Linked DNA regions of Mus musculus: region 2 is linked to region 1. The links are chromatin loops, found by intact Hi-C in ENCODE. Cell type or tissue: left cerebral cortex. All regions are shown on one strand. Each heading gives the region's core, and the rest is flanking DNA. Links, peaks and the distances in the headings are about the cores only.

Region 1 (2,914 bases), core at 132-2,631:
TATTTGAATAAATTTAGCTTTTTTTTTTTTTTAATCTTCTAAGAAAGCTGAAACAGGGGTCCCAGATGTAGATTAAAGGCTCTCCTATACTCTAATGATATGCCAAATAATGCTATGCTTTGTAACTGCCTGCAACTGCAACAGTTTTATCAAAGGGCCAACAAAAACAAAACAGAACAAAACAAAATCTTTTCTCTAAGCAAAGCAGCTGTTTTGAAAATGGAAATGGGATAACTACAAGAACTCTATGTGAACTTCAAATCTCCACAGATAAAGGGTCACACAGAGGCCACCAAGTTCACACAGTAAGTATACAGTAACTCACATGTTTAAGTTGTGAGAGATTTTCACTGGGTTCGAAGCTCTAAGACTGCCAAAAGCATCCCTAAGTATCTTTCCATAATGTGAGGAGGAAAGATTTTTTTTGATAAGCTAAATCAATAAAAATTAAAAAGCTGTTTCCTATCATATAGCACACTGTCTGGCATTTCAGTAGAAAAAAAAAAATCAATAAATCTCTTCATTGTCAAATGTTCCAGGAAGGTGAATTAAATCACCCTGTATGTTTAGAATATCCACATCTTTCATAAGCTGAGGGTTTTTTTTTTCAAATTTGAAAGCATGTGTTATTATTCAAGAAAAATCCATAATGATAGCAGTCTTTACACTGTTTAGACCAGAATGTACAAAATAACTGCTTATTCTTGGTTACTTTTTAAGATTGTGTGTGTGCACAAGCTTGTTGCTGCTTGCCTAAGGAGGTCAGAAGACAACTGTGGGCGTCAGTTCCCATGTGGCTCCCCAAGAGTCAACTCCAGCTGTCCGCATTACTTGTAATGTCTCCCTGAAGTAATCTTACCTGACAGCCGTTACTGTTTCTCATTTTTAAACTTTTTACCATGGAATACAGTATCATTGAATATAACATCTTTTTTAATTTTAACATCCTCTGGTATATTGATATACCCAGAGATATTGATAGTCCAGAGATAGCTTTAAGCCTTTTTGACACTTTAATATTGACCTTTACTATACTTCTAAATTCTATGAACTGCTGAAACACACTGGTTTCTAAGTTTTCCCCACTGTATCTGCTTTTACCTTCAGCTCAGCCACGTGTTGACTCAACAGACTGTGTAGCACCTGCAGAGCAATCGCCAGCTCAGCTAGCTTCCTAGATCCCAATGTCAAATTGCCACTGTCTTTTTTTCTAAACGACAATGTCAGACTGTGCTATAGGCGAAAGGCAAGGCATCCTCAGGGACCCAGTGCCTCCAGACCGGCAGCCGGTATGTAGGAGGGTTTGCAACTGGGTTCTTTCTTTTCATAAACAAAACACCCACTCGATGCCACTGTGCTACCCCTGGCTTTTACTATGAGAACTGAACTTGGCAAATGCCACGAGGAGTGCCAACTTCCTACAGCCCAGCCACTTCGTCTCTTTCACAGGGAAGAAAAAAAAAAATCTGAGAAGCTCTGGAATTCTAGAAGGCACCTTGATTAACCACTTCACGAGGAAGTCTTCAATACTGCTGATTCTTACAGGCAGCTGCTCCAGCAGCCTGTAATTAAGACTTCTTTTTCCCCCTAAACACTCCCTTATTACATGGGATTCTGATCATTCTGTCAGCAAAAAAGGAAGATCGTTCCTCAAAGTCCAGACAGCTTCAACTTGGGGTGTTTGGGTAAAAAATGACGGGTACATTATTAACCCTTTGCTTACTTCAAGTAAAGTCCCACTCCACAAACGGTGACTCTTGATGTTTTGGGAAACCAAATTCATGAAATGACACAACAGGAATCTGTACTCCGTTGAGTAATTTGCAACCGGCTCATTTGCAGCAGGGTGGAACTCAAAGTCAGGCACATACATACAGCCTGAGCAACACGGAGAACTGATAGCCCACCTCTGGAAGGGTGTCTGTCACAGGCACCTGTCCAGGAGTCTAACAGTCTCGCTGCTGTGGCTCCCGCATCCCACCCTCGGCTTTAAAGGAATCCCACCTGACCCCTTTAATTTCTTAATTATATTTTCCATTTGGTGGTGTTGGGGATCAAACTCAGCGTCCTGGGCATGCTAGACAATGATTCTATCATTTGTGCTATTTGGCCCCCTTTTTATTTTTACACCCGACCCCTTCTCTGTAGCATTTTTTCTTTTCTATTTGATAAAAAAATGCATACTCAGACCTGGACTGGAGCTGCCTGCCCCTCATGTCCTTTAAGCCATTCCCAATGAGTACTTCTGATCTAAAAATCAGAGACGTGGTCATGACTTCCAACCTTCCTCCTCTCCCCCGACCGATCCACCCCACCCTCCGGGCCCTCCGAGTCCTCCAAATTGAAAACTTTCCCCTCCCCATCCAGGAGCTCCCAAGCTCCAGACACCTGAGGAGAGCTGAAAAGGAGAGGGGCCCGTCCGAAACAGCTGGGCTAGGGAGGGCGTGGACGCCCTTGGCAATGAGACGCTGGGAAGGTCGCCCCGCAGAGTGGCCCCATCTCAGAAAGGCGACCTGGAGCTGTGCTGCGGAGACCCCGGCCTCGAACCCGCGACCCGCGACCGCGCTGGGCGACGACCCCGCGGTCTCCGACATGTCCTCTCACCAGGGCAGCGAAGCCCGAGTCCCCGCCTTACCCCGCGCACCTCCCCACGGTCGCCGCCACCCCACCCGACACCCGGCCCCACGTCTCAAGCCTGGGCTCTCAACAGCGCGACCCTCGGCCTCAGGGCCGCCCAGAGAGCCGGCCACACCTCCATCACTCACCGCTGCCGCCCTCACCGCCACCGCCTTCGTCCATTTTGAGGCCACTCCCCGCCAGCCGGCGAGCCCGGAGCCGGCGGGAGCGACTGGGCTGAACGCCGGGACTAAGAGAAGTGGTCGCGGGGAGAACCGGAGAGCTCCTCAGCGAGCGC
Region 2 (2,914 bases), core at 245-2,744, 88 kb before region 1:
CTGGCTGGGAGTGTCTAGCTCTGTGGAAGGCCTAAGTTGCAGAGAGCTAGCTAGGCTCAGCACAACCTGTGTACTCAGATCCCTGGAACTTGGAGCGTCTGTGAGTGTCACACAGTAGAACTTGGGCTATTAAAGCATTCTGTGCCCATATATGTTTTTATGTGCACATCTTTGTGTGTGTTGTACTAACTTCTGAACCCCTAAATGCACTAGTGTACCCCAGCTCCTAAGTCATAAATCAATAGTGTGATTGATCTCTAGAGGTGTAGCTGCAGTGTGGGGCTCTGGTATCCTTCAGGCTGCTGGTTTCTGGGGTGGTTCTTGCTGATCTCTAAGTGAGTAGGTCTGTATACAGCAGCCCCTGTGCCTTGACTTTCCTATGTAGTCCAGGCTAGCCTGCACTCAGAGTTTTATGTTAGCATCCTGAGTGCTGGGATTACAGTCCAGTGCCAGTGTGCTTGGCTGCTTTCTCTCCGTGAACATTCATTCTCTCTGGACAGGAGCATTGGGCTTGTAGAAACTGCATAGGCTGTGAACATCGGTGGGGCTAGTGCAAAGGCTGGCAACCTGCAGCCAGTCTAGCCTGGAGTTAGGAATGGCTCTCAACAGTTCAAAGTGCAGAAGACTGGCATGTGTTCACAGCGAGCACCGAGGTGGGAGGGTCAGGGTCAGTGCACTGTGGAAGCCCAGGTGCTATGTGTTAGCTCTGGTGCCACTCAGTAGCAGTGGACATAGCCTGTCCACTGAGACGTTTCTCATCACCTGGCCCTTGATATAAAAAGCTTGACAATTCTGCCTCGGACACCCAAAGATCATGGTCACAAATAAAGGACATGTGTGTCACTACAGAGATGTGGGCATCTTGGTGACCCCGAGTGGAACCTTCTGCTCCTTGGCAGTCCATTCATACACTGCAGCTGGATCTGCAGCTAGACACCGCTGCTCTGGGTCTGACACCAGCCCTTCCTCCAGCTCTTTGTATGACTCAGCTCATTGCTTCAGCCTGAAAGGATGGTCACCCACCCGAGAATGTGCAGCTCTGTGCTGGGGCTGAGACCTGGTCCCTCTTGTGTGGCTCTTGACGGTCCTGTGCCGGTGCTTTGTGGCACTGCCAGCTCATGCTGCTATCCGAGTGATTTTTCAGCAGCTGATAATGAGCTGTAGGAACTGATTATCGTTAAGTCTGCAGAACACACGCATAATAAAGATGTTCCTTACTTTGCCTTCTAGGTGACTAAACAGCCTTGGCCTTACAACAACAAAATTACGGTAAGCAATTGTCCCCGTTTTGGTCATTTGTGGAAGTGCTGAGTGGATATAGGTGGGTTTTCTGGTGAAAACCAGGGGTGGTGAAGGGGAGGGTCCTGGCGTGTCTGTGCCTCTAGGACTCAGTCACTAGCTAGCATCCAGATGTGGAAATTGTGCTAAGAAATGGAGTTAAGTATCTGAGAGCAGAGAGAGGCCAAACAAGGGTCAGGGTATATCTGGTTCCTAATGCTGGTGTTGTGTTGTGTGGCCCTGAGACACAGGAACTCAGAGCCCGAACTCTGTGATGGAGGGCAGGTCTAGTCAGCAAAGGCTTTAAAATGAGCTGCTGCTCTCGCCTCAGCTAATTCGCAGGCTTCCTCCGTGTCATGGAGACAAAGCCTCTGGGCCTCTCTCCTCCTCTGCCCAGTGAACGTGGTGTCTGAGGGCTGAGTGATTTGCAGCTTGGGGCCCAGCAGGTGGCGCTGCCCTGGCATTCCAGGGTTCTCTACTGCAGTTCAGGAAGGTAGAGAGGCAATTTCAGGAACTTTCAAAAGCCTTGGGAACACATCCAGAGAGTGTGAGACCAACCTCTGTTCGTCTAATGCCTGCTGCACCTCTTATCTTTCAGATTCAACATTTTGAACAGAAGCCATCCCCAACCCAGCTTAAATTATAAACATAGAGAATAACTTTGTCCGAACTGCGTGGTGCTTCTTTAGTACATACTGTACAGAGTTTACCATGGACAACTGTTTCTTTTTTCTTTTTTTTCTTTTCTTTTTTCAGTTTTTACCTTTTCTTAATTGCCCTTATTCCAAACGGATACTTTCTACACTGCTGAACATTGTAAATTACCGTGTACATAAAATCACACTGACAATAATGCCCTGGAATAGACCATCTCAAATGCTGCTTAACCACAGACTCAGGTTGACTACTTGTATCTCATGTAATGTTCCTCCACGCTAGACACCTGGTGCACGGCCAGCTGGGAACCATGGACTTCAAAAGGACAAGCGACAGTGCGTCTATTTAAATTAAAGACTTATTTAAAGACCCAAGCTCTCAGCGAGACCTTCGAGGGCTTCCTCTGCAATGTCTGATATAGAAACTAATTTGTTCACATTTTAGTTGTATTCAAGATTTGAAGATGTATTTTATAGACAAGTTCTGTTTTTGAACTTTGTGGAACTATTCCAATCAATTTACCAGTTATGATGAGTATTTGCATTATGAATGTATAATCCAGACATTATTTGTAAAGCCTACAGTATGTTTTTTTTACCTAACACTTTTTATACTGTGTCTCGTCTCGACAATATGATATTGAAGTCTGAGTCGTCAGCTTGATCCCTTCAAGTTTCTAGTTACAGACAAAAATCATACTGTGATTTTATTTTTAATATGGATATGCTATAAAACTGTGACACTTATAATTCACTGGTCCTGCATCAGGAGACGGGAGTGGGGAGAAGACTGTATTTAATACAGTGTGTATCTGAATACTCTGTATGGTTTATACAGTTTGTGTTGTTCAGAGATGTCTAAAGTTGATCTTTGTTTTTTTAAGATTAAAAAAGCACTTGCCCCACTGTATATATACGGCATGTAAGATTTATATAGTATATAAATGGCAGCAAATTAAACAACCGTCTCAGTTTTACTC

What was found. Hi-C counts contacts between places; a loop is a spot of excess contacts. Peaks named below come from ENCODE experiments on the same cell type or tissue, not always from the same donor. Only the 100,000 strongest peaks of a DNase experiment are listed, where the experiment ranks them.
Region 2: it touches region 1 in a loop (2.2-fold over the local background); 7 of 42 quality-filtered maps call a loop at or near these places.

What each region holds. Positions count from the first base shown.
Region 1 is chr5:143,622,525-143,625,438 of GRCm38, reverse strand. Cyth3 (cytohesin 3) reads right to left here. Exons shown (of 13, transcript NM_011182.4): 1 at 2,766-2,914. The coding sequence starts at 2,799. Among named protein-coding and RNA genes, the nearest start is that of Cyth3, 1.5 kb to the right of the region's middle. In left cerebral cortex, for the core only: a CTCF peak has its summit at 1,345; DNase peaks (open chromatin) are centred at 1,366 and 2,454; H3K4me3 peaks cover 1,699 bases; H3K27ac peaks cover 2,190 bases.
Region 2 is chr5:143,710,305-143,713,218 of GRCm38, reverse strand. It overlaps Usp42 (ubiquitin specific peptidase 42), which reads left to right. Exons shown (of 18, transcript NM_029749.2): 17 at 1,231-1,269; 18 at 1,877-2,894. The coding sequence ends at 1,238. Among named protein-coding and RNA genes, the nearest start is that of Usp42, 21 kb to the left of the region's middle. In left cerebral cortex, for the core only: a CTCF peak has its summit at 1,714 (motif pointing right); DNase peaks (open chromatin) are centred at 1,002 and 1,718.